4 separate regions of the Homo sapiens genome follow, and all the other regions are linked to region 1. A link is a contact called in ENCODE Hi-C or POLR2A ChIA-PET data. All regions are on one chromosome and are shown on one strand. The core of a region is the stretch at or near the end of the contact, and the rest is flanking DNA. Distances in the headings are between cores, read along the strand shown.

Evidence for each region. A loop is a pair of places that touch in the nucleus more often than their neighbours do. ChIA-PET counts read pairs that join two places held with the same protein, here RNA polymerase II (POLR2A). Pooled maps may share reads with other maps.
Region 2: a loop to region 1 is called in a map with no recorded cell type, with 5 times the contacts of the local background. The contact joins the promoter of OSBPL3 here to the enhancer-like site in region 1. A Hi-C loop is called at or near these places in 1 of 168 maps with a recorded cell type or tissue (CD8-positive, alpha-beta T cell), 1 of 37 single-sample maps with no recorded cell type and 9 of 50 pooled maps. POLR2A ChIA-PET finds 5 or more read pairs at or near these places in 1 of 52 experiments (MCF 10A).
Region 3: a pooled map shows a loop between it and region 1 (3-fold over the local background). The contact joins the promoter of SPMIP4 here to the enhancer-like site in region 1. A Hi-C loop is called at or near these places in 3 of 168 maps with a recorded cell type or tissue (CD4-positive, alpha-beta T cell, CD8-positive, alpha-beta T cell and naive thymus-derived CD4-positive, alpha-beta T cell), 1 of 37 single-sample maps with no recorded cell type and 10 of 50 pooled maps.
Region 4: a loop to region 1 is called in a pooled map, with 4 times the contacts of the local background. The contact joins two enhancer-like sites. A Hi-C loop is called at or near these places in 1 of 168 maps with a recorded cell type or tissue (naive thymus-derived CD4-positive, alpha-beta T cell), 1 of 37 single-sample maps with no recorded cell type and 6 of 50 pooled maps. POLR2A ChIA-PET finds 5 or more read pairs at or near these places in 1 of 52 experiments (PC-9).

The regions. Positions count from the first base shown.
Region 1 is chr7:25,965,600-25,972,255 of GRCh38, forward strand. The region is part of intron 6 of LOC105375199 (a long non-coding RNA gene); the gene reads right to left. Among named protein-coding and RNA genes, the nearest start is that of MIR148A, 19 kb to the left of the region's middle. RefSeq lists enhancers at 2,449-2,508, 2,959-3,398. Within about 2 kb of position 3,017, at least 5 of the 41 ENCODE cell types and tissues checked have a DNase peak (open chromatin) inside an H3K27ac peak, as active enhancers do.
Region 2 is chr7:24,977,802-24,984,457 of GRCh38, forward strand. It overlaps OSBPL3 (oxysterol binding protein like 3), which reads right to left and starts at 2,377. Exons shown (of 23, transcript NM_015550.4): 1 at 2,085-2,377. RefSeq lists silencers at 1,767-1,976, 2,027-2,536 and an enhancer at 3,677-3,846.
Region 3 is chr7:25,176,014-25,182,669 of GRCh38, forward strand. It overlaps SPMIP4 (sperm microtubule inner protein 4), which reads right to left and starts at 4,341. Exons shown (of 10, transcript NM_138811.4): 1 at 3,649-4,341; 2 at 3,162-3,319. The coding sequence starts at 3,295. The region is part of intron 1 of LOC124901603 (a long non-coding RNA gene); the gene reads left to right. It overlaps LOC124901602 (a long non-coding RNA gene), which reads left to right. Exons shown (of 2, transcript XR_007060260.1): 2 at 827-1,618. RefSeq lists silencers at 3,847-4,126, 4,187-4,576.
Region 4 is chr7:26,662,040-26,668,695 of GRCh38, forward strand. It overlaps SKAP2 (src kinase associated phosphoprotein 2), which reads right to left. Exons shown (of 13, transcript NM_003930.5): 13 at 5,029-6,656. Among named protein-coding and RNA genes, the nearest start is that of LINC02860, 27 kb to the left of the region's middle. Within about 2 kb of position 3,177, at least 6 of the 41 ENCODE cell types and tissues checked have a DNase peak (open chromatin) inside an H3K27ac peak, as active enhancers do.

The DNA.
Region 1 (6,656 bases), core at 1,767-4,266:
CATTGGCAGACATCCATATCCGTATTTATGGCAAATATGTCAGCATTTAATCCATCCCAGTGTCTGTGAAGGAATCAACAATTACAAGTTATCGTCTCTCTCTTATTATATTGTTTTACTTCTTTTCAAAGACTGACACAGAAATTGCCATGAAATGGAGAATAATCAATCCTCAGTAGAAAATAGAATACCAAATCTTACAGCTCGGTAGATGGCTGGTCTATGTAATCTTTGTTTCATTTCTCAGCTCCTCTTTGAGTGACTCAGTGTAGCACCCCACAATTCAATATTAGCAAGGAGGTGTCATTTCACAGGAATGACTGCTATCATTGGGAGGGAAGGTCCATAAACTAGATTTCCTACTGATGACATCAGCAATTCTGTGACATTTAAAGAAAAAGAATTGAGTACCATTTCCAAAAGGGATGAGTACCTTTGAAGAAATAATATTACCCTTATTTTAACTTCCATGCTTCAGTTCATCCCTAACAGATAGGTGCACTGAGGAACCTGTATCTGTAATGTGAACAATATACCTCCTTTAATATCAGTCCCAGGTGAAATTAAACCAATCAGGAAGCGCATGACAATATCTCTGATATTAAGAGTCAAATGGTGTCTCAAAAACAACAATCTTTTGTGATTGTTGTTATTCCAGCGAATTGGCAATTTACAAATAGGTTGTGTCCAAAAAAAATTCACTAATATATTTGGAATATAGAGTGTCAAGTACAAGTTCCCATGTATGCAGTATTACAAATGGTATTCCCAAACCAGCCCATAGACACCCATTTCATTTATATCTTGCTGATGGTGTTGGAGAAGACAAAGAAATATGCAGGATTCAAAAGGTAGAGTTGGCTTTGGAAAGACAATCTGTGGCACAAGATCCCAAAACAATCTCCTTATAATTTCTACCACTTCCAGAAAGAAGGAAGGAAGGAGGAAAGAAAGGAGGAAGGGAGGGAGGGAGAGAGGGGAGCAAGAAGGGAAGGAGGGAAGGAGGCAAGAGAGGGAGGAAGGGAGGAAGGAAGGAAAAAAGAAAGAAAGGGAAGGAAGGGGGAGTGAGGGAGAGAGGGAAGGAGGATAGGAAGGATGGAGGAAGGAGAGAAGAACAAAGGGAAGAGTGGGAGGGAGGGAAGAGAGGGAGGGAAGAAGGAAGGAACAGAAGGAAGAAGAAAGGGATGGAGGTAGGTTGAGAAGGAGGAAAGAAAGACAAGAAGTCTCTAAGATGACCTCCAATTATCAACACCTCCTGGTATTCATACCCTTGTGTAGTGTCTTCTTGAATATGGGCTGGCCTTATTATTAACTTCACTTGTAGCAAATAGAATACAGAAAAAGAGATCAGATGCCACTTCCAAGATTGGGCTATAAAAAGGCAGTGGTTTCTGTCTCGGGCTTTCTCTCCCCTTCTCCCTTTCTATAACCGCTTGCCTTGGTGGAAGCTAGCTGCCACATCACAAGGGTGTCCTGCAGAGAGGCCACATAGCAAGGGGCTGAGGACCACCAAGCAAGTGATCTTGGGGATGAAGCCCCCTCACAAGTCATGCTTTCAGATAAGACCAAAACCCTTACCAACAGCTTGACTGCATGAGACAACTTGAGCCAGAGGTGCCCAGCTAGGCTGTGCCCAGATTCCTTACTTACAGGACCTGTGAGCTCTTAAATGCTTATTGCCTAGGTTTTAGAGTAATTTGTTATGCAGCAATAAATAACTAATTGGAAGGAAGGAAGGAAAAAGGGAGGGAACAAGGGAAGAAGAGAGGGAAGGAAGGGAAGAAGGCAGGAATAACCATGTCTGCCATAATCTAGCCAGGGAACAGAAACCACTCTGAGTATTTTGGTTGCTCAGGAGACAACAAAGCTGAGCAGTTACTAGGAGACGGTGACATAACCCAGAGATGAGCAGGGACAGGAAGCTATACTGCCCCTAAAGTGGAGGATCAAAGGAGGAAGCAGTGTTACCAGAAGCCAGAAGAAGCCAGGTCACCCTGCAGAAGCTGGAACCACAGGGGCCTGATTGGTAGGAGCTGGAGCTGTAGATGCCATTCAAGACAGGGAAGGGCAAGGAGAAACATTGTGGCTTCTCTCTTCTTCTCACCATGCAGTTCCCATTGGTGCCTTCCATTGGCCAAACCCAGCCAGAAAGCAGCTGACACCGGATCCTAAGAAATAGCCCACAAGGGCCAGCCTCCTGCATTACACAGCACAGCTGGGAAGGAATGGCCTCACAGGCCAGGCCTGGCACACTAGCTAACTAGCTAAAGAGAAGGGAAAATATCTATTGCCAGTCCTCAGCAGATTCAGCCAGAAGGGACTGCTTATTAGCTCTGTGAACAAGGACCATTCACAATCTGCATGAAAACTCAAATTATGAGATGACAAAAATAACTACCAATCAACAGTACCCCTTGATAAACCACAAGGTAAATCATGACACTTGCCAAATGAGTCCTCCAGAGATGGGAGGGAACACGACGGCCTGGGACTGGCTGGGTTTGGGAACTGGAGAGAAGGAAGATCAGGTTGAAGTCAGGGCTCCTGGGTCCCAAGGGAAGAGGAGGTGACAGAACCCATGTCAGAGGGAGCAGAGCAAAGGAGTGAGGCTAGCCAGCGCGGGCGCCACGTGCGGAGACACACAGGTGTTCCACTGGGTCCAACACTAGGTCTTCACAGTCAAAAGAGAACTGAAACGTGAGGGTAAAGGGAGGGTAGCCGGTATGAGTGACTGGTGATCTAGGCAGGAAGCCAGGCTGCAGGGCATTTAATGAGTGGGTGCAATCACGTGGTAGAGTTTGACAGTGAATGGAAAGACAAAAACAAGCTTGCGGCATGGCAGGTTCCCGCCAAGGATCTGGTTTGAAAACAGAGGAAGAGAAGGTAGAAACTAACACCAAAGGCTAAGAACCTGCACAGTAAATTGCCTATCAGTCTTCCTCATAGCCTGCAAGCTACTTGAGGGAGGGATTTGCAGCACATGTGTCTCACTCAGTTTTCTGAGGGCCTTGGATAGTGTCTGGCCCATAGTAGGTGCTCAATGCATGGCTGTGAGATGAATGAGTGAGCCAAAGTGAAACCACAGAACGTCATGAGGGCAGGAGAACGAGGCAGAACCCACGGAAGATGCTCTCAAGTGATGTGGCGGCGTGGTGGCCTGCTGGAAAACCCCAGCGGCGGCCAGACCCGTGTGGGCAGCTGCAGTCAGAAAATGAGATGGTTCTTTCTGAGCAAATATGCAGTTATAAATAGCACAGGCTACGCAAATCGCCACAGCTGCATGGCAAAGGACTAGAGGGTGCGCTCAGCACAGAGGACGTTCCCGGCCACCAAATTCCTTCTGAACTATCCCCGCCATCAGCAGGGGCTGCTGCCCAGAGGGGAGACCCATGCCACGAGAGAGGTCAGCATTGCCTTACGTCTTTATAAGGCTGCTCCTAAGGGACTTGCCCTGAAGAGCCTTATGCTTCAAAGCCCACTCACCTGTAAAAGTGTCCCAACCACTGAGCTGGTTCCACAAAGGCATTAAGAAATTACCACTATGGGCTGGGCACGGTGGTTCATGCCTGTAATCCCAGCACTCTGGGAAGCCAAGGCGGATGGATCACCTGAGGTCAGGAGTTTGAGACCAGCCTGGCCAATATGGTGTAACCCCGTCTCTACTAAAAATACAAAAATTAGCTGGCCGTTGTGGCGCACACCTGTAATCCCAGCTACTCGGAGGCTGAGGCAGGAGAATTGGTTGGCCCCAGGAGGCAGAGGTTGCAGTGAGCCAAGATCACACCATTGCACTCCAGCCTGGGCGACAAGAGTAAAACTCAGTCTCAAAACAAAAACAAAAACAAAAACAAAACAAAACAAAACAAAAAAATACACTATGTCAAGTTATTAGGTAACCCATAACATCCTTTGTTTTAACATAGCCTTGCCAAGGGCCGGGCACAGTGGCTCACGCCTGTAATCCTAACACTTTGGGAGGCTGAGGCGGGCAGATCACTTGAGGTCAGGAGTTCGAGACCAGTCTGGCCAATATGGTGAGACCCTGTCTCTACTAAAAATAAAAAAATTAGCCAGGCGTGGTGGTGGGTGCGTGTAGTCCCATCTACTTGGGTAGCTGAGGAACGAGAATTGCTTGAACCTGGGAGGTGGAGGTTGCAGTGAGCTGAGTGAGATCATGCCACTGCACTCCAGACTCGAGATACAGTGAGACTCTGTCTCCAAAATATATATACATGTACTTCTCTAAATTAAATATTGAAATAAATTTTAAAATGCCCGGTTCATGTAGTTATAATAATAATACTAATAACAACAACTACTGCTACTACTACTACTAACATGTGTTGAACATGAACTAAGTTCCAGAAACCATGCTAAGCTACAAAACGGTGGACACACTCCCCTTGCACACCCTGTGGTAATTCAGTCCACACTCAGAAACTGCTGTTGGTTCAATGTTATTTATATTTATTTATTCTGCACCTTCTCCCAAAGACTTGAGGTGATCTGCAAGAATACATACATCAAAATAAGGTTTTTTTGTGTGTACAGGTCGAGTATCCCTAGTCTGAAAATCTGACATTTTTTGAATGCTGACACAATGCCACAAGTGGAAAATTCCACACCTAACCTCATGTGATGGGTCACAGTCAAAATGCAGTCAAATCTTTGTTTTATGCATGAAATTATTTAAAATACTATATAAAATTACCTTCAGGCTATGTGCATACGTGTATATTAAACATAAATAAATATCATGTTTAGGCTCGGGTCATATTCCTAACATATCTCATTATGTATATGCAAATATTCCAAAATTCAAAACAATAAAAAATAAAAACCCTAAAATCCGAAACACTTCTGGCCCCAAGCACTTCAAATAAGGGATGCTCAACCCACATAAGTGTCCTGGGACTGCTGTAACAAAGTGCCAGAGGCTGGGTGGCTTAACAACAGAAATGAATTATCTCCTAGCTCTGGAGGCCAAAGTCCACGATCAAGGCTATGGAAGGGCTGGTTCCTTCTGGATGAGCTAAGGAAGGATCTGTTCCCAACCTCTTTCCTTGCTTTTGGCTTGTGATAGCATAATTCCAGTCTTCACATGGCATTCTCCCTGTGCACATGTCCGTGTCCAGATTTCTTCTTTTTATAAGGATACCAATCACATTGGATTAGGGGGTCCACCCACCTCCAGTGTGGCCTTATCTTAACTGATTATATCTGCCACATCCCTCTTTCCAAATAAGGTCACATTCTGAGGCACTAGGGGGTGGGACTTCAGCATATGAATTTTGAAGGGATACAATTCAACCCACAACAAAAAGTAAAAATCTCAGCAAACTGAACACATACGTTCATCTAGTCACTCTCCTAAGACCTCACTAAGACTACAATAAAAAGTTACTACTCCACATGCAGAAAGAGGCTCCAGGGAAGACAGTAGTAAACAGGAGACGGTGGATGGGTAGCCAAGAGAGGAGCGGTAACTGACCTGGCAGAAAAGAACAAAGTTACAACCCAGGCCCAATAAAATGTAAGCCAACTGACTCCTCAGAGCCCTGGAGACCCTGCACTGGGAGACGCCAGATGCTAGGGGAGGCAGATGTCAGGCAGGAAGCCGGACACAGACATGGGTTTCACAGGCTTTATTCAGAAGCATTGGACCTCCTCCCCACCACATACAGCCAGAGGACAGGGTTTCCCAAACAGCCTCCTAAAAGACTCAGGAGATTTATTTTTGGATGGGTTGAAAGGAGAGACTCAACCTAGAAGACACCAGCCTTATAAGAGCACTGGAGTAGGGGGTAGGCATGAAGCTAAAGCCAGGAATATGAAATGAAAGCCCACAGAGCCATGAGCTGTGGGCCCCTTCTCCTATCTAGGTCTCAGAACATCAGCAACAGGGAATATCAGTACAGACAGGAGGACTGGAAGACCTGCACTGCAGACCCAAACAGTCCAGAGGTATATCCTGTGATGCGCATATTTAAGGTTCTCCCAACAAAAAGCTGGCACCCACCTGGTTATCCTCTTCCTACCAATCAACAATTCTTGCCCTTGTTTACAGAACGTCAAGTGAGCTTTTAGCATCTTATTCTTAAATATGAAAGAACAACTAGACACTTGGTGAAAGCCTGTGACCTGAAGACACAGACTGAGCAAACAAGGGGACCAGGAGGAAAGAGAAAATGAAAGGAATCAAAGAACATTTTAAAAAATATTTTTAACTAGTATTCTCAGAAAGATAAGGAAGAACAGAATTCAATAAAAAGAGAACAACTGGAGAACATGAAAGGACTCTTGACAATTACAAATATGATAAAAATTGAAACTCATTCAGAATATTAGAAGATAAAGGCAATAAAATCTTTTAGAAAGTAATACAAAATGTTTAAGAGTCAGAAAATAGGAAAGAAGAGATAAGAACATTTAAAAATCAACCTGGGAAGTCCAATATCTGAATAATAGGAGTTGCAAAATAGAGATAGGAGAAACAGAGGGAAGAAAATTATCAACTAATAATAATCAATAATAAGAGAAAATTTTCCAGAATGGAAGGAAACATGCCTCCAGATGGTAAAGGTCCACTGAGTACCTAACATGACAAATGGAAGACCTAAATGCTCCCAGAAAGATAACACAAGCCACATAGAAAG
Region 2 (6,656 bases), core at 1,127-3,626, 990 kb before region 1:
GCCGAGATCGCGCCACTGTACTCCAGCCTGGGCGACAGCGTGAGACTACGTCTCAAAAAAAGAAAAGAAAAAAGAAAATTACAGCTTACTGCAGCCTGGGAGTATCTGGCTTATGATGTAACTATTAACGATTACTGAAAATATATCTCAATAATAAAACAGTAAATCTTTTGGCTAAGCCATAGCTTTTGATACAAATAAAGCTAAATGCCTATTAACTAATGGTGGAAACCACATTTTAGTTTATTCGAAGAGGTCAAGCACAATAGAGACAAAATGGGCTGGAATCCTAGTTCTGCCAGGATAACCTTGGCAACACAGGTTAACCTGCTGGACCCTCAATTTCCCATCTGGTTAAAAATACCTAGCTAACAGACTTCTGTAAGTTTAATGCGGTAATGTACAAAAGTTCCTAGTATTGCTATTTGTTAATTTTCCCAACAGTAAAAAAAGGATAAAGATGAAAATCAAAATCAGCTATGAAATCCTCATTCCTCATATTTACAGAGAAGGTTTCATTTATTCATTCTATAAATGTTTACTGCAAACCTACTGCGTGTTCTTGACACAGGGGATCAAGTGATGAACAAGACAGACAAGGTCTCTGCATTCCTGGTACTTACATCCTAATGAGGGAAGGCAGATAACCCAATAACCCAAAGAGACAATTTCAGAGAGAAATTTAAGTGCTATGAGCAACAGCAAACGGGTGATGTGGCTTGGCTGGAGGGGATGGTCATTTAGCTTGGATGCATAAGAACCTAGGCCTGCTTGACTGATCTCCTTTAGCCAAGTATAGTCCTTTAGCCAAGGACCTCACCTTGTATGATACTTGCGGGGTACAGTGCAGATGATGAGAAGCCAGGCCTTCGCTTTCACCCATCTGTGGAAGTATCTCTTTTGCAGCTGTAGTTTAAAATATTTCTAAATGCCCTCATCCCAATACTCAAACTCTGAGGGTCAGAGCAACACCTAGGGGGTCTCAAGCACCTCTGCGCAGTACGCAGACACATGGAAACCGACAACTTCACAGTCCCCTCAGCTCCAAGAGTCCCGACTGAGGAGACTGGTGGCTTGTGAGGCGGAGAAGGACAAGCACAAGTGTGCAGAAGGCAGCAAGCAAGTTGCGTTGCCGAAGGAAGGGCGGCGCGCCCCTGCTTAAGAAGTATCTGGACGACCTGCGACAGTGCCCATCAGCGACTCCAGAGGCCACAAACGCTCCCCGGGAAGCTGGGCAGCGCTAAGAGGCTGCCTGGGAGTTTCTGGCTTATGATGACAGTACTTAAAGAATTTACCTGACCACGGAATAAACAGAGACAGAGGTAGGAAAACCCAACTGTAGACAACGTTCAGACAGAGTGCATAAGTCCCTAAGACCCTGAACTAAGACGCTGCAGGGCCTCCAGGAAAGGACCAATGTGAGAGACACTGAGACGAGAGTTAGGGTGAGCCTGAAGGTGATCTGAACAGTAGTAATTGGAAACTAACAAAAAAAAAAAATTCCAGAAGGGGCCAGAAAGCTGATGAATATGTAAATTCAGACAAGAAAGGAATGTGCCCTGGGCCTCCAGCCCAGCACCGGGGAGCTGAGCAAGCCGGGGTTGGGAAGGCGGGCGAGCGGAGCGCCTGCCCCGCGAGCGTTGTCTCAGTCTCTCCGGCGCGCCCCATCCCGCGGATGTGGTAAAGCTTCGCGCTCGCCCCAATTTACCAGGCTTCCTGAGCCTCTAGCCCCGGCGTAGCGCCTCCCCGCTGCCCAGGACAGCTCCGCGCGCCGCGTCCTCCCGCACCTGCGCCGCGGCCCCTGCGCTCGGCTCCTCCTGGCGGTCAATCCTCTGAGCCGTCCCTCGAGGGAAGGTGTCCTGGGGTGGGTGAGACCCGGGTCCTCCTTCCCCGGGAGCTGCAGCCGGCACCCAAGCTCCCAGGCTTGGGTCTGCCCCAGGGCCGGAGCCTCCCCGGGCGACTCGGACAGACCCCGGTCCGGCAGAGAACCGCGGCGCCCCGCAAACAGCAGCCCTTCCGAGCCCGCGCCGCCGCCAGGCCCCCCGACACCCAGGCCCCATTTAGGCGGGCGCCCCGCCACTCACCTGAGCGCTGTGCAGCCGGAGACGCTCCCTAGTTCCCCGGGGCCGGGCTCCGGGGTTAGCGCACAGAACCGGGAGAAGGCAACCCCGGCTTCTCCGGTACCCCCGCAACGTGCAGCTGACAGCTCCCGCACCGGCCGCAGGAGTCGGGGGCGGGGATGGCCACTTGCAGACAGACTGCGGGGCCGGAGCCGCGCTGCGCACCGGCCGCGAAGCGCTCAAGTCCCCTCTCCCGGGCCGGCTGGCGGGCGCCACCAGCACGCGGCCAGTTCTGAGTACTTTGCCCAGAACTTCTCGGCGCGCGCCGCCCGGCGATTAGCCCGAGGAGCCGCGCAAGGGCGGGAGCGCAGGGGAGGGGCCTGAGAGGCCCAGGGGCGGGGCCCCGAGGGGGCGGGAGGGCGGCAGAGTGATGCACAATCTCACCAATCAGAAGTCGCCTTTCGGGAAGGAGGTGGGGCGATGTCCTCGGAAGAAGCCAGCGGATTCCATGACGCGGCGGGGGAACTAGGGACCCCGGATTCCGGATGGGTTGGGAGGGCGGAGGGAGGCGAGTCCTGCGGCGAGGCACTGGGTGGGGCTCCCGGTGGCCCAGCTCGGTGCCTGCGCGCGGTAGGCGTTCGGTAAATGTTCCTCTAGTGGCTTTTCCGGGCCAGGGAAGGAGGAAAAAGTGAGGGCAGCGCGGGAGGGGCAGGTTTACGGAGAAGGCTCCAGGGGACCCTTGCGGTCGCACAGGCTAGGAGAACTCGACCTCCCGAGAAAGTCAGACTGTGGCAGAGGAGTCGAGAACAGAGGAAATACATAGGGAGGCAGCACTCTAGGCACGAGATGACAAAGGACAGCATCAGTGTGAGACCCGGGGCTCGGAGACCGTGACCCTACCTCCAGAGGCAGTCGTGCAGATTCGTGCCGGGGTGATTTTGTTCTGTGCAGTTTATGTGCAAGGGGGTAGGAGGTGGGGAGAGCACCGTCGTTACTATTAAATCTCCCTGAAAGACGGAAAAGTCCACCCGACTTGACTTCCCACTAGCCCAATGGCCTTCTTTGATCCTAGGACGAATGCAAGCAGCTGATGGTTTGGGGTCAGTTTGCAGACTGCAAATGTGTCGAGTGCCGCAGGTGGCGGGTGGGAAGGGCATGAGCATTTAGTGAGCACCTAGTATATGCCAGGAGCAGTTGCGAGCTTGCAACTGTGAGAAAGGCGCACCAGGCTCCAGTACTCACGGGGCTTGCATTTTTTGTGGAAAGACAGACAATAAAGAAGAGAAAATACATATCTATGCAAAAAATAAAAGGCTGACAGACTGTTAGTACTGAGAGGAGGGCCAAGTCCACTTTCGAAAGTGGTTTAGCGCGTGATGGGGCGCTCACCCTGAGGGCCTCTAGGCGAGGGTGGCTTTTACCCAGATTCCTGAGCCTGGGAAAGGAGCTGCCACACCCAGTCTCGCACAGAGCGTTCCAGGCGAAGGGAATAGCAAATACAGGGTATTTAGCCTCCCTGAAGACCCAACTAACCGACCTCACCGAGCTGGGCACCGCGCGTGGCTCGCTGGGCTCAGCGCCTGGGACGGAGTAAGGGCTCCACAGTGTTAAATCCCCCTGCCAACCACCACCTGCAGCGCTCGACGCATTTTCAGTCTCCAAACTGACCCCAATTCAAGGTTTCTGAGACTCTTTCCGGAGCTATTCTGTTCACATTTCATTCACCACGCTCAGATCTTCGCTTTCTGGAACCATCCCCCTCGCGAAATGTCTGGGACTGTCTGTTTCGGATCTGGCAGGCGGCGGGCGAGGGCGGGAGGCGCCAGAGATGCTGCCGAGCAAATCCACTGTCATGCTGCCCACGTCGGCACACGGAGAAGCTTATTGGAGAAGATTTCAAATCGAATGACTCCGCGGTTCCTAAACCACCTCGCAAAGCCCGACCAGCGCCAGGTGGCTGGACGGGTAGTGGAAGGACGCGTCTGGCAGGCGCGCGGACCGTCCAAGGAGGCACCTTGCCCACGCCCAGCCCCGCCGTCGGAGCAGCTTAGACTGGGTTTTCCCAAACCTCCTTCCGTCTTTCTGTAATTTCTCTCTGAGAGAGGCTTGCTCTGTCCTCCTCCTGCCAGTCCCTTTCCTCGTTCAAGCTATTTTCTTTCTTTTTCTTTTGCTCTCCACCTTCAGCCTCTCCGCCTGTTTCTTTAGCATTGGTTTTTCTGTAGGAGACAAGCCTTCAATCCGAAAGGAAGTGATTTGCATAGGGCTTTGTTGTTTAGCATCCCGTTCCGAGCTTTTTCATTAATGTCTTCCTAATCAAATAATAATAGAGTGTACATTCTCTCTCTCTCTCTCTCTCTCTGTGTGTGTGTGTGTGTGTGTGTGTGTGTGTGTGTGTGTGTGTGTACTTGAGGCAGTTAATTGGACAGGATGAGAGAATTATTCACATTGTGCCTTGTCTCCAAGTAAAGGAGGAATCGTACTGTGGCTTTTCATAGTTTCATTTCCTCTTCTACTCCTAAATAAACTTCCAGGCTCTCCAGCTCCTAAAATCAAAAGGAAAAAATAAAAATAAAAGTTGAAACCCACGCAGAGCTAATTATTCTTGAAAAAGTTTGTTAATGTTCTAAAATCAGCTTTCTCCTCAGCGTCTTATTTTAAAATAACGATTTGAATGTCTAATAAAGACCAGTGGTTCCATATTAAGAGTTCCTAGAGACCCTCTTCTTTGAACTGTTGAACAAATAATTTTTCTCTTTGGAGACAAGCCCACCACAGTGGGAATTTTTCACATGTGACACAGTGGTCTTAGCTTCTGAAATTGGTAATAGGTAAGCGGGTGCTACTTGAGTTTGCATGTTTTGATAGTAAAGGAAACTGAGGGCCTCTAGAATCAGACTACCTCAGTTCCTGTCTTGTGATGACCACCTGATTCTGCAATCACCTTTCCTTGTCTGTAAAATGGAGATATTTATGTAGCTGCTGGACTACAGGAAGAGTTTGATCATCCATTTGCAAACAATTTCCGCATAGTCTAGTGCAGAGTTCTCAACCTCAGCTCTATTAACATTTTAGGGAGATAATTCTTTCCTGCTGGAGGTAAAGGTTGGGGGGGTGCTGTCTTGTGCATTTAGCAGCATCTCTGGCCTCCACCTACTAGATTCAAGGAACACCCTGTCCTCCCCAGTTGTAACAACAAAAAATCTCCAGACTTTTGCCAGAAGTCCTCTGGAGGGCAAAATCCCCCCTGATGAGAACCACTGGCATAACACATAGTACGTGCCTGCAGGAGGCGATATAGGGAAATGCTTATGGATATGGGTTTCTAAGGTGTGAACCTCAGGCAAATTTTGTTTTCTTAAGCCTCATCTGTAAAATAGGAATGATAATAATGCTAACTTCTTAAAGTTGTCTAAGGATTAAATACAATTGTGAATGTAAAAGCAATTTGCATAGTGCCTGGCACATGGTAAACTCAAAAGACTCAAAAGCTTCTGGTCTCATTTTTTTTCCTGTGAAGAGAAGGCATTGGGCTAAATTAGGGATGACACATCTTGACTTATTTGCTGCCACTTTCCTCCCGCCTTGTAGCAGACATCATTATGGCAGTCAAGGCTGCCTTATCCGCTAAGTCCAAATAGAGCCTCAGAATCGTTCTCAACACTGCGAGAAGCTGCCACTGATAGGCCAAGATCAGCATGTAAGATAATGCTGAATTGCCATTCTGGGGCTAGATGAACTTTAAGATCCCTAATAGTGTCAGTCTTCTGATATGATTACAAGTGAGGAGGAACTATTGTTTATCACTTCATCAACTTCTTTTATGAAGGGGTGGCGGAGCAAGGCCCAGAAAGTTGCTAGTGTCTTGACCATAATCATACAGCCTATGAATGGTCAGAGGCTAAGTCTCCTCTTAAAGAGCCATCTTTTTGCCACATCTACTGCCTATGGAAAGTGGGAAAAACACTTGTCTAAAGCAGAGTTGCCACCCTCTCCACCCTGTACAGCCCTACTCATCTTCTTCCTCCTTCACTTTTATCTGAAAAATGAATCAAAGTATTTAGTTGCATATGAACACCTTGTAAGCATTCTTTTACAACTGTTAGTATAATTCTTGACAAGGATTGTTCAAAAATTCACCAATTCCTTTATTAAATATAGATTGCCTGCTTTGTGTAAGGGATCATTCTTAGCAAGCACTTTAAAGTGAATAAAAATGAATCAGTGAGTGTCCCTTCAGTGCTTTTGTAGTTTTCTATATTGGGCAGATCAGATGTGGACATAAATAACTACAACACAAGCTAAAAAATGGAAGATGTCCTAAGAGGTACCAAAAATGTGTTCAGAGCAGAGAGAAATTATTTTGGGAATTAGGAGCAGAGAGCCATTTCCTGCATGTCTTTGTTAACGTTTTTAACTTTTGAACAAAAATGTATTTATTACAGTAAAGTTATCCTTGTAGAGGAAGTTGCAACATTGTTAGTTTTCCTGGTTCAGATATATTTCCTGCTTAGTTTAAGTCAATACGATCAGTGCAACTAAAAGTCACAGATTATTCTAATTCTAAATTGTTTTTCATCAGCTGTTTACAATTTCTGG
Region 3 (6,656 bases), core at 3,091-5,590, 790 kb before region 1:
AAGGGAAAGCAAGTTGTAGTTATTAGGAGCCAGGAGCATGGTTATACCTAGATAGAGCTTCAAATAATACCTTTTTGTAGTTTATAGTTGGCCATATATCGTGTTGAATTTTATAGTCAGTTAACAAAAAACGTGCTTCTCTTAAATTTCATGCCAGTTAAGGGTTTTGGAGCTGATCACTAACCAACTATAGGACCGTTTAGGTAGAGGGGATCAACATTTCAGTGAAAAGCCTTTGACAGTGCTTTTTGATGGTGCATTCAGATATGGCAGCCCTAAATTCTTGGATTCCTTTAGGCCAAATATAAAACCTCACATTGCTGTTTTTGAGCCAGGGACAACTGCCCATTCCCAGATCACACACAATCCACTAAGGGTTTTATTTGACTCAAGGGAAGCTCTGCCTAATGTGATAACCCTTGGAGTTGAACAGGAATTTAGGGCTGAAAACCACTCTTGTGAATCAGGTCAATGGTAGAGGAGTAGGGGCAGCAAGGACTGACCCAGAAGTGACAAGAGCTCCTTTTCCTCCAATACAAGAATATTTCTTTTCATTAAGTGAAAATAGCAATTGATTTAAAAAATGTTGAATATGATCTTTACATTTAAAAAAATTGGAGAGGACACATATTAAGATGTTAACACAGTGGTTATTATCTCTGGATAAAGGAAATATAGAGGGCTTCTTTCCTGTGCTTCATTTTCATAATTTTTCTGTTGGAAAAATAAAGAATTTGTTTTCCTTACAAATTTCTATGATTTCTACATTATGAGGAATGTGTGTTAGTTTTATAATTACGGAAAAATCATTCTTTTTCTTTATTAGTATAAAGAGCATGTTTGTAAACCGGAGAAGATCTGTGGAAGTCTGATCGAGATGGTGAAAGGCTAAGCGCAAGAAGAAAAAGGAGCTGAATCTGTGAGAATCAGTGTTTAGTCTGGCAAACAGAATTCTCACATGGGACAAGAGAATCTTCAGATCTTGAAGGGCTGCTAGCATGGGATGATGAATGACTATTCTGCATAGCTTCAGAGGGAAGAACCAGAATCAGCAGGCAGAAATTACAAGGGAAAAATTGTTCACATTAGAAAGAAAATGATCTAACAATCAGGAGCATTCAAAAATGGAATGGACTGCCTGGTGTGGAAGTGCTATCCTTTTTGGAAGAGTTTAAACTGAGGCTGGGTGACTTCCCGTCTGGTTTCCTAGAGAATTCTTAAATGATTGGGAGGCTGAGGCGGATGGATCACGAGGTCAGGAGATCGAGACCATCCTGGCCAACATAGTGAAACCCCATTTCTACTAAAAATACAAAAGAATTAGCTGGGCGAGGTGGTGTGTGCCTGTAGTCCCAGCTACTCAGGAGGCTGAGGCAGGAGAATTGCTTGAACCCAGGAGGCGGAGGTTGCAGTAAGCCGAGATTGTGCCACTGCACTCCAGCCTGGCAACAGAGTGAGACTCCGTCTAATAAAAAAAAAACAAAAAAACAAAAAACACAAAACAAGTAGACAACCACTCAGGCTATTTTTTCACTGTCCAGGTGTTTTGAGGTGTTTTTTCCTTTTCCTTTTCTCAAAATGATTCAAGTAAATACAATACAGGAAATGCTGACACTAAGATCTTGGCAAATTACTTGTGTGTATCTGTTATTTCATATGTAAAATGCAGATAACAGTAGTACTTATAGGGTTGTCATGAGGATTAAAAGAATTACTACATACAAAGCATTTGGTAGAGTGCTGACACACAGTAATCACTAGATAGGTGCAATTATTTTCATTGTAATTTTTTTTTTTAAACTTTTTTTCTAGGTTCAGGGGGACATATGCAGGTTCATTATACAGGTAAATTGCATGTTGCAGTGGTTCAGTGTACAAATTATTTTGTCACCCAGGTGATAAGCATAGTACCCAAGAGGTAGTTTTCTGATCCTCACCTTCCTCCCTCTCTCCACCCTCAAGTAGGCCTTGGTGTCTGTGGTTCCCTTCTTTGTCTCCATGTGTACTCAATGTTTAGCTCCCACTTATAAGTCAGAATAGGTGATATTTGGTTTTCTGTTCCCGTGTTAGTTTGCTTTAGAATAATGGCCTCCAGCTCCATCCACGTTGCTGCAAAGGACATGATCTCGTTTTTTTATGGCTGCATAGTATTCCATGGTGTATATGTACCATGTTTTCTTTATCCAGTCAACCACTGATGGTCATTTATGCTGATTCCATGTCTTTGCTATTGTGAATAGTGCTGTGATGAACATACTTGTGCATGTGTCTTTATGGTAGAACAACTTATATTCCTTTGATAGAACAACTTATAAGAACAACTTAGAATCCAATAATGGGATTGCTGGGTCAAATGGTAATTCTGTTTTGAGTTCTTTGAGAAATCACCAAACTGCTTTTCATAAATTAAATCATAATGTATAATTAATGTGTTACAGGGAATTTGGTGAAGCAAAAATTTACACAAGTATAAGCAGCAAATTCTGGGAGTATTTTTGGGCAGATGGTAGAAGGGCATGTTAGGGAACCAATACAGTACTATTTATAAAAGTCTTTGCTTACAACATATTAATTTCCCAATGAAGGAACGGACCATTCTAAGATTTTAGAATGTAGTGGATGAATTTGATGTGTGGCTTTTATAGTAGACAGCCACTTACTTCTCGAGTTCCTTACAGACACTTGAAGGTTCAGATAATTGCCACGTTTTGCCTTCCCTATTATATGATAAGCAGAAGAGCCCCGGCCCGGCGCAGTGGTCACGCCTGTAATCCCAGCACTTTGGGAGGCCGAGGTGGGTGGATCATTTGAGGTCAGGAGTTTGAGAACAGCCTGGCCAACATAGTGAAACCCTGTCTCTACTAAAAATGCAAAAATATTAGCTGGGCATGGTGGTGCATGCCTGTAATCCCAGCTACTCTGGAGGGTGAGGCAGGAGAATCACCTGAACCTGGGAGGCAGAGGTCCCAGTGAGCCGAGATCGCACCACTACACTCCAGCCTGGGCGACAGAGCGAGACACCGTCTCAAAAACAAACAAACAAACAAACAAACAAGAAACAGAAGAGCCCCAGAACAATAAATGTTTTTCCTCACATAATAAAATACACGAATACATTAAAACTGCTTTTTCTTGTTTGCTTTTTCTAGTTTTTGTTTTACCTGTCCTCTGAGGCAGTTGGGCGAGTAACCGTCTGGAGGGGGTTGTGCAATTCATTAGAGTAAAAGGTGTTGGACAGTATGTCAGCTCCTTCAAGCTCCCTGCAACAGTAGGGCCTGCCGTGAATGACTTCCATGCTTCTTGGCTAAAAAGGCACAACCTGGAAAAGAAAAGGAGGGCACATTTGGCTTGTCGAGTCAAGGCAGGCAGAAAACACATTTTACACTGCTAAATTGTTCAACCTGACGCTGCACAGACGTCACAGGCTTCCCTCTGCACTGAAAGCCGTCAAATCAGTAATAAATAGAGACCTAAATAAGTTCTATGGAAATAAATTTCAACTGAAACAAATCCACAAAGTGGACGGTGCCTCCAAGTAGTCACCAGAATGATCATCCAGTAGGTTCGTACCAGTCCGCTACTTTGTGGCCATCAACTGACATTCAATTCCTGCCTTAAATTTAACTATAACTATTCAAGAAAACTCACTTGACTTTTAGCCTGTGGTCTTTCCGAAAATTAGAGACTCTTCATTCAACAAAATAAGCGCTGTCCTAAAGCCTTCGGGGATTCTGGACAAGAATCCCTTTGCAGATGGTGGAGTCAGTAGTGCAGCACGAACGGGACCCTAAAGGGGATTCCCGGTTTCCAACTGCGTCGGGGAGAATCCCACCTCTCTCTCGGACTTGGGGGAAGGCCAGGAGCCGGCGTAGCTGGGACCAAGGGTGCCAGGGGTCGAGGCCGAGCCTCACGGGCTGTCACTGCCCTGCAAGCGGTGCCTCGGGGGTCTGGACATACCTGGGACATGAGCCTGGGGGCGCTGCGGGACCGCGCCTCCCCTCCCCTCCCCGCAGCTGGCGGCCTTCGCGGGCCGAGGAATTTTGAGGTCGTCCGCACCTACGGCCCGGTGGAGCTGGCAGGCAGGGGCGGGGGCGGGAGAAGGACGGCGGGCAGGCCGGGGTGGGGTGGGGCTGGGGGCGCTTGTGACGGTGGCCGTGACCGCGGCATTAGGTGATGCGTCCTTGAGGGGCTGGGGGCTTCCGGGCGGCGAGCGGGGCGCAGTAGGAGGCTCTTAGAGACCTCGGAGGAAACCAGCCCAGCGCTACGGGACTGGCAAGAATGCGAAGAGGAACCGAGAGTGAACGGAGTGCGAGGCGCCGGGTCGGAGGCGAGAGGGGCTCTTCCGCCTTGCGACCCCTGGCCCCGCCTCCCGGTCCCTTGCCCCGCCCCTCTCGGCTCACCGCCCTGCCTCCAGTCGGACCCCGCCTTGCCCCACCCGCGCCCCGCCCCCAGGCGCCCTCTAGCGGCGGCGGCGATGGCGATACCAGTTTCTTTTTCCAGGGCTACCAGGTCTGGAGCTGTCTCAGGGCCGGCCAGGGAGCTCTCTCATGTGGACTGGGCGGAGGAGGAAGAGCTCCGGTCCAGTGGAGTCCCTGGTGAGGTCGGAGCATCCGACCTGTCCTCCCTCCCCAGGTCACCTCGCAAAAATTGGGGACAGTGTGGCCAGATAGAGGGTGGAGTCTGCAGGATTCTGAAACTGCAGCCCCTGGCATGGCGCCCTAACAGAGTCTCTGCTCCTTCCCTGGTGGGTGCGGACATGGCAAAGTCCTTTACTTGCCTCGTCCCCAGGGCCTAGCCCCACCTTGATTACCTCAGTTTTCCCCAAAAGATACAAATGTGAGCCATGAATCTGCACCTACAGGGTCATGAGTTCCTGTGATGGCTGACAATAAGGGATGTCACCCCCCCCTCGCCACCTGCCACCCCATCAAGGAATGGGATGTGAGGAGGTTAGGTTGTGTGTATATGTGTGATATGGTTAGGCTTTGTGTCCCCACTCAAATCTCATCTTGAATTGTAATACCCATAATCCCCGCTTGTCAAAGGAGAGACCAGGTGGAAGTAATTGGATCATGGGGGCAGTTTCCCCCATGCTGTTCTCGTAATAGCGAGTGAATTCTCACGAGATCTGATGGTTTTATAAGAGGCTCTTCTCCCTTCTCCCAGCACTTTTCCTTCCTGCCCCCTTGTGGAGAAGGTAACTGCTTCTCCGTGGCCTTCTGCCATGATTGTAAGTTTCCTGAGGCCTCCGCAGCCATGTGAGATTGTGAGTCAACTAAACCTCCTTCGTTTATAAATTACCCAGTCTTGGGCAGTTCTTTACAGCATTGTGAGAAAAGACTAATACAGTGTGGGAGGCTAGAAATGAGCCTGCAGGAACCAGAAGGTGAGGGTGAGAATGACCACCTCTGAGAAGAAGGGCGTTGAAACTGTGTGCCAAAGAGTTAAAGAAAACAGTCATAGAAATTCTTGAGTTTACAGGATGGCAGATAAAAGAAACAAATTGCTGAAATGCTGAAATGCCTGGGCTTGTAGGTTAATAAAACTGGCTGAAATCCACTGGAACATATAAGGCCAACTAGAGTCTGCACAGATCCAGCTTGCTGACCTTACAGCTGAATTTCTACTGCCATGTTTCATACTAACTCCTCACTGAATTTGCACGTGGAACCCTTAGGTAGCATGAAGAAATAAGAGCACATGCGCAAGGACTTTCCAGACTTCCTCTTTCCTTCCACCAAGCACCTGCTAATCCCAGAATCCACACTCAAAACCATTTCTAATAAAATAATTGTCCTAAAGCCAGCACAGGGAGACAGATTTGAGCTGGACTTCCTATTTCTTTGTTGGTTGACATGCAATAAAAGTTTTTATTTTATCAAAAACCCAGTGTTATAGTATTGACTTCTAGTGCCTCGGGCAGCGAGCCTCCTTTGCTTGGTAACAGTATGATGGTGCCTTTGCTATTCTCTGCCTACTTTACAACTTTCTACTAACCAACCAGTGGGCATTCATTTTGTGCTGTGCCTTCTATGTGAGTGTTACCTGGAGTGGGGGAAGAAAGGTGTATTGAAGTAGGCACAGTGGTAATTTTGTAGTCTTGGTTTATTTCTTAGTTCCTGCACCTCTGCCGACCTTCCAGTAGTTACCACCCACTAAGCCTAGAGGAATAGATCCTGCTGGAGACAGAGTTGTGTATTAGGTGAAACTGGCTTTTATCTTTGACATCTTTATTTCCCCTCCAATTTCTGGTAGTTCATTGTAAGCTTTTGCCCCTTTTCTGCTCCTCTGTGTTCAGGATCTCCCATTAAATTCCTTGTCTCCCCAGCCCATTTCATGTCCCCAGTCTTCCAGTACTTTCTATACTTCACCTTTTTCTCATCCTCAACCTTAGTCCTATTTTCCCATGGCTTGATTCTTCCTGGGAGGAATAACTGAGCATGATAGATTTAATCAGAGGCATCTGATGAAGATGCATCACTAGCCATGTATGTACATGGATGGTAGTGACACCGGAGAAAGTGTGTCAACTCCAGGTTGAATGATCAGGATATGCCATGTGATAGCCTCCAGGTTCTAGGGGATTTGAAATTTTATTTTAGGTCAGATGAGTGTAAAAGGCAGATAAATGTAATTATTTTTATCTTTATCGTTTT
Region 4 (6,656 bases), core at 1,927-4,426, 700 kb after region 1:
TCCAGTGTTCTTACTACTACTCACTTTCAGCTGAATACTGCTGGTACAACTCTGTCTCCAACTGAAGGAAAAGAGTCCTTACTCCTAAAGGGGTAGGGTCACTCTCAGCTTCCAGAGTTATGTTACCATAACTGGTAGCAACTCTGTAAAAGACGTTCACATTATTCATATACACAGCTCTTTGCTTCCCCTCACACTTAATTCAGGAGCTACAAGCATTTTGGAATTTTTTTAAAAATATTTTCATCTGAAACAATACTGAAACCCTTGCGTTTCCCTCCCCGTTTATTTTTAAAAATACATACATAAGGAAAGATTCCCAGTTTGTTTCCCAGATAATCCCTAAGGTTCAGATATCACAAAATCAGAGAACCTTTTATGTCTTAGGACACTGCTAGTGGCTTAACCTGCTAAGAACTGTACCAAGGTAAGGTTATGTGGGGCTGTCCTTATCCTTCCCTGTGTTTATGCCCTATCTTATTCAGACTATGAATCTACTTGGGAAAGACTATGTCAAATTCTATGTTTGAAATACCCCTTGCACAGGATGGCACTTAAATGTAATTTATTCAAAATGGAATCATTTAATTAGATAGGAAGAAAAATAGCAAGCCCTGAGACGATAATAAAGAATAAAGCAAATATGCTGACCAACTGAAGCAAAGCAACAGAGAGATAATAACACACATTCACAAGATTGCTACATTTCAGGTTTTTCAATTCAGGATGCTTATAACAGGATAAACACACAGTTACACAACTTGTTTTTCTGCTGGGTTCCCAGAAAGCAGAGGGCACACTTGACGTTGTGAACTATGTAGAGCGATAAGAATTGTAACATCTCATGCCTCATATGACTCCAGCTCCTTGGAATAGCCTGAGGAGGAGGAGGAAAGTGGCGCAAGGAGATGAAAGCAGGGAGCAACAGAGACTCTACGGACCACAAGCGCTTGACCTGGGAATTAGGAATTAGTAGGGTATCCTAGATGGGACAGGTTATTTTACACCACTGAGATCTACTTGGGCAGCTGGAGATCAGGGTAATGCAGTCATTCACTCCTTGTCCTTCAGAAGCATGATGTTCTGAATAGTAGGCATGGAAACATTTCAAAGAACTCTACAGAATCAAATACCCTTTGAAAATAGAACTTTGGTACACCCCTTTCTCTTGGGCTATAAGACAGTCAGTACTATAGGGTGTATTTTAGACTATGAGAGGGCTCAATTTTACCACCTCTCTGGTTAAATTCCAGAGCCATAATAGTGAATGTTAGTCCTTACTTATCTCTTAATCTTTTCACTCTCCCCAACCCTCAGCCTCCAATCACTGAAGTACAAAATTATTTAAAAAGGACTTGTTCAAAAAACACAACAGAAGTCTTTATGAGGTCCAGTACAAGGCACTGCTTGGGTGTCCACGGAATAAGACCTTGTACGTACTTATGTATCAGATATTCCAATAAAAATTCTTCTTAAACAAATTCATATCTCAACAAGCAAAAGTCAGGTCAGACATTGCCATCACTCAGTTACAAAATTATACATGTTTTACAATGAAGTTTACTGATGGTACAGTTTGTTAACAATCCTTTATGTGTTTAAACCAATCAATTAAAACCCATCTCCTAAAAAACAACTATTTGAGACAGAAGCAGCTGGATTTGCAGTCCTCTTCAAGGCTCCCCTGGCTGGTCCCTTTACTGGGCTTCACATTGGAGGAGGTGGGAAGGATGGGAAAAGGTCCTTAGAAAAGGGTCAGTTTGGCTTGGTGTCCTCTCTGGACTCTGCTGCTTTGATTGACTTCCTATTTTCATCTGGACTGGAACGTCAAGTGTTCCTGCATAAAAGTTTCGTCTCCATTGCGGATCAGCTGCTTTGGATCTGATATGATAACCATGGTATGCTTTCCTGACTAGTGAGCCAAATTCAGCTATCCAATTGTCAATTATTGGATGATTCTTTTCACATGCTTCAGATTATTTTCTAGAAATGGTGACCTCATCAGTGGTCAACAAGCATTTGTTGTGTGCCTATTATATGCAAAGAATCCAAATAAGCATTTGGTTTTAATTCATCACAGTACTGCGCAGCAGAACAGTGTTCAATTCAGGGCAAGGAGGCTGGTGTGAGGCTTGGTTAGGTAACTCACTACCCTAAGGCTTTGGGGACAAATTATTCAGCCTGTTTCCTAATCGGGAAAATGGTAATGAATAACAGAACTTACTTCATAGGGTTGTTATAAGAATTGAATGAAAAGTGCACAGCATGACAAATAGTAAACACTCAGTAAATGTTAGCTATTACTATTACTAGTCTGACTTAAACTGTTATCATCACATTTGATGTGATAAAGAACACAAGGTTTTCTAAATAGACTCCCATGGGAGCTGGGAGGGGAGGGTAGTAGATGAGAATCTGCTTATTTGTTGGAATTTTCTCCTCCACGAAAGCAGCTGTCTTTAACCAGCATACACTAGTGTCATTAATTTTCTCCTTTGAGAGTACCTGTGTGACACTTTCCTCAAACAAGAAGTAAATTGCAGTTCAAGCTACAAAATGGCACCTGCTTTTACTCTAGCAGGAGTGATATTTTTATATTAGAAAGTTGAGGCCAATAAACAGAAAACAGACAAGGGCTGTGCTATATTGCCTCTCCGAGTAATGGATAACAAAAAAGAAAACTGAAAAGAAAAAAAAAAAAAAAAAAGAGGAGAGAAACCTAGGGAAACACCTTCCAAAGTTCCAGCATTAAGAAAGGTACTTAAGAGATGGGCTTTGGGAGCAGTTTCTATATTCACGCCTTTGCACATAGTCAAGTGTTTTGGCTTGCTCAACTTCCAGCCCCTCTCTCAACACTGAAGACCTAAACTGAGCAGTGGTATGACTAAGGCGACTTTCTGCATTTACAGTTCCTTTCATTTTGGGGACTCAAAGCACTCAAGTTAACATAATCATACAACTTTAAATAAACAGGGAGTAAAAGTTAACAAAAAGGACAAAAGCTAAATTATGATTAGATTTGGCAGCAACTGTGAAACTTCCCACTTACTTGCACAAATTTTTGATCTGCCCAAGGCGACAGCTAGAATGCTTTCAAGATCAGATGCAGGAAAGGCTTCTCTGATATTACGCAAGTGGAATGCAGGGCAGCAGTGATTTGAGATGTTTCACTGGAAAGTGAAAGTAGATCACTTGCCCCAAGCTGCCCGAGGAGGCACCTGTGCCTCTTATTTGAGGTCACAACACTGAACACAAGGGAAGAAAGGAAGGAAACATCTAAGGACAATGTACCACAACTCAACTTTCTTATTATTCACAATCTCACTCAATTCTGTTATAACAATAAAATCCAATCTACTTGTTGATAGTATTATGGGATATACTAACTGTATAAAGGCATTTTCTCTACCAGGTTTACTAGTCAAGCTCTTTTCTTCTTAAATCTCATGTCTTGAGATATTGTGGGGTGCCAAATCAGTTAATTAACAAATATTTACTGGATCCACACCATATAATGTGTACCATGCTGGCAATAAATAATATGTTTGTGTATAAGTAATGGTAGAACAGATTCTACTAGCAGAAACAAGAAAAAGCCCCTCAAACATAGCATTAATGAAATGTCATTCCATGCTACTGTGATCATATGATTTTTAAAGTATTTATCTCATCATAAAATAGTATGCTATCAGAGGTTCTAACAGATATTCTGGAAGAACTCAACTATAAAGCAGTAGGCGTATAATAAACTGGCTAAAGCTGAGATGTCTAGAAATCTCTTGTTCCCAATCCAGAGTATAAACTGTTGTGCATTTGAGTATATATTAAACTTGTATAATAATATTTTAACAATGTAGTACTTATTGTTTCTCTGTATTTTTGAATACTAAGTATATTACTATAAATAAGATCATATTCATCAAATGTTTTTATTTTATATATATATACAGTGTACACACACACACACACACACAAAGTATTCTTTCAACCTTTGAGTGAAGCTGTGTTTTCCATGGCTTGATCATGTTTTGATCTCCACTCTTCACCACCTCTTTCTTTACCATGTGGATTGCTTTCAATAGTCATGAACCTACTGAACTCAAGAGAAGCAAAAGTGATCTCTATATGGTGTGTGTCTATAACTCCAACAAATGAAATACAAATGACTGATTTATCTGAAATTTAGAACTTTAAAAATTCTCACAATGCTTCACTCAGTCTCACTGATGAAGTTCAAGCTCTTAAACAACATGTATATTAGGGTTAATTTTCTTCTAATGGCTGAACTGCAAATCTGAATTCATAATATCTAACTCAGTTCTATTTTAAATTATGACCCTGGATAGTACCAGTCTATGAATAAGTAGCAAGTAGTAGAGTGCAGAAATTACATGAAATTATATAAAAAGTAGAAATCATAAGAACTAAGAGTGAGCCTTTGTACACATTTAAGAAACAGTTGAATGGATGCCCTACTCTTTGTGCAAGGCTATATTCAAAGTGGTTGTGTAATGATAGCAAAAAGTGAAACAAAACAAAACATGAAACAAAAACGAAACCCCATATATATGGATTTCACCTACACATGGTTGAAAAGTGATTTCTTTTTCCCATGGTCCTATAATACTTTATGTAATTATCTGTAATTAAATTAGCACACAGTAAAAATAATCAGCTTCCAATAAAATAAAGTATTCAAAACAATTGCTGGACTAAATGACATTCTTTTTCTATGAAAGAAAGTGTCATATGCAGCAAAGTGGCAAAAATAGAACGGAGTGAGCTGTGTTAAGTGTAAATCCTAAAGCAATGAAAGTCATTTGTATTATCCTTACTTCTTTGAATAAATTCAGATGACAGCCCTATTTCATTTCTTCATTCAGTTTGGCGGCCAGATGGCATTAGAATCATTTACTTCACCTTGTTGTGCTTAATTACTACAATCAACACACTATTTTCCAAATTAATCATAACAAAGTAATTTCATTAGTAACACAGCAGGCTGTTGAATTATTAGCATCATAACAGTTTGCAAACAATTAAACTTTATTTGAACCTTAAAAATTTGCAGAGTGGAACATTATTGTAAGATCTAATGGCAATAGAGTACAAATTCAGTACAGAGCAAATAATCAAGCAAAATGCTATATAAAATATGACTTACAATCACCTTTGAAAAAAATTAGCTCTCTAACTGTTCACAGAAAAACAAATAAAAGCTAAGCAAACATAATGAGACCATAGCAATTAGCATATTTTCTAACAAGCCATGTTGTTTAAATTTATATTAATGATATTATTATGATCTTGAAGAGTATGTGATATATTGTCAAGGGTGTAAAGAAAACTCTCCCTGGTTTGTATACAAATGATTTCATCAAATGAATATAAAGCAGTCATGAATTGAAAGTAATGATTATTTGTCCTGTCACTCCAGTTTTAAGTCTTTTCTTTCCTTTCTTATGTCTCCCACCTATATTCAAGTTTTAAAAGAACAAAGGCCGGTGGAGATCTGAACAGAAATAACACCTTATTTCTGTATTGTCACTGTTCACGAGACTATCTGGCTTGGAACTGTTGGTCATCAGTTGGCAAAGGACTCCCTCTCCTGGATTAACTGTAAAAGGAGGCAGAAATCTAGATGCTTTCCATCATGGGCGAGTTTGTGCCATGGGGGAAGGGTTTCAAGAGGTTTTGTCTGCAATGAAAAGCTGCTGCCATCTACTGGCCTAGGACTAAAAACTTCTTTTCAACCCAAAGCACAAACCCAAATCCACAAAGGCTACATTGTCATGGGAAACAACGGCTTTTGCTTTTCAGCTGCTCAAGTTTTGAAAACCAGTCCACTAAAGTCGTCTTTGGTTGTCTAACTTTTGCCAAGATAATTTCAGTCTATTTCAATGGCACTATATGAGGAAAAGGTAAGAACTGCACAAATGTAACTTCTGAAAACTTTAACTTCACAATGTCTCTCTATATAAACTTGTTTACTCACAATCCCTAAAATCAAATTTCTTTTTTTTTTTCACATTTGAGATTGGATGATCATGATATTGAGGGGGTAATGGTAAAGCAGACCCTCTCAAACACTGCTTATAAACAGTTTTACACAAATAATGGAGATTTTAAAATATTACCAGCTCAGATACATGTTTAGAATCTTTATAAAGCAAAGATATTGAAAAGTTCCATAAAGATAATACCTGATAGGTAATGATTCAATATTAGGAGTTTATGTGTAGTCCAAATAATTATCTAACCAGCAATGCATTTTGACATATGTTAAGGCTACATTGGTATCTCATAGGTATTTTAAACACCTCTGATTTCAAATATACATGAAAAGGTAATTATATGATTCTACAAATCTTGCTCAGGCAGCACAGAGTATAACTCAAATGTCAGGCTAACACTACCTTTCTACTCACCTGTTGGTACATGCTACCACTGGGATTTCTACACTCTCCTCTGCAAACCCTTCCTTTCTTTTCAGTGCTCTGAGAAGTATATAGAAAAGCCTCAAATCTGCTGTTCTGCAGTGGGATGTAAATAGTATAGCAATAAGGCAAGATAAGAGAGTGCTTGGTTATGCCTTTTTACTTTGAGAATACACTGAGATTCTGTTTTTTTTTTTTTTTTTTTCTGAGATGGAGTCT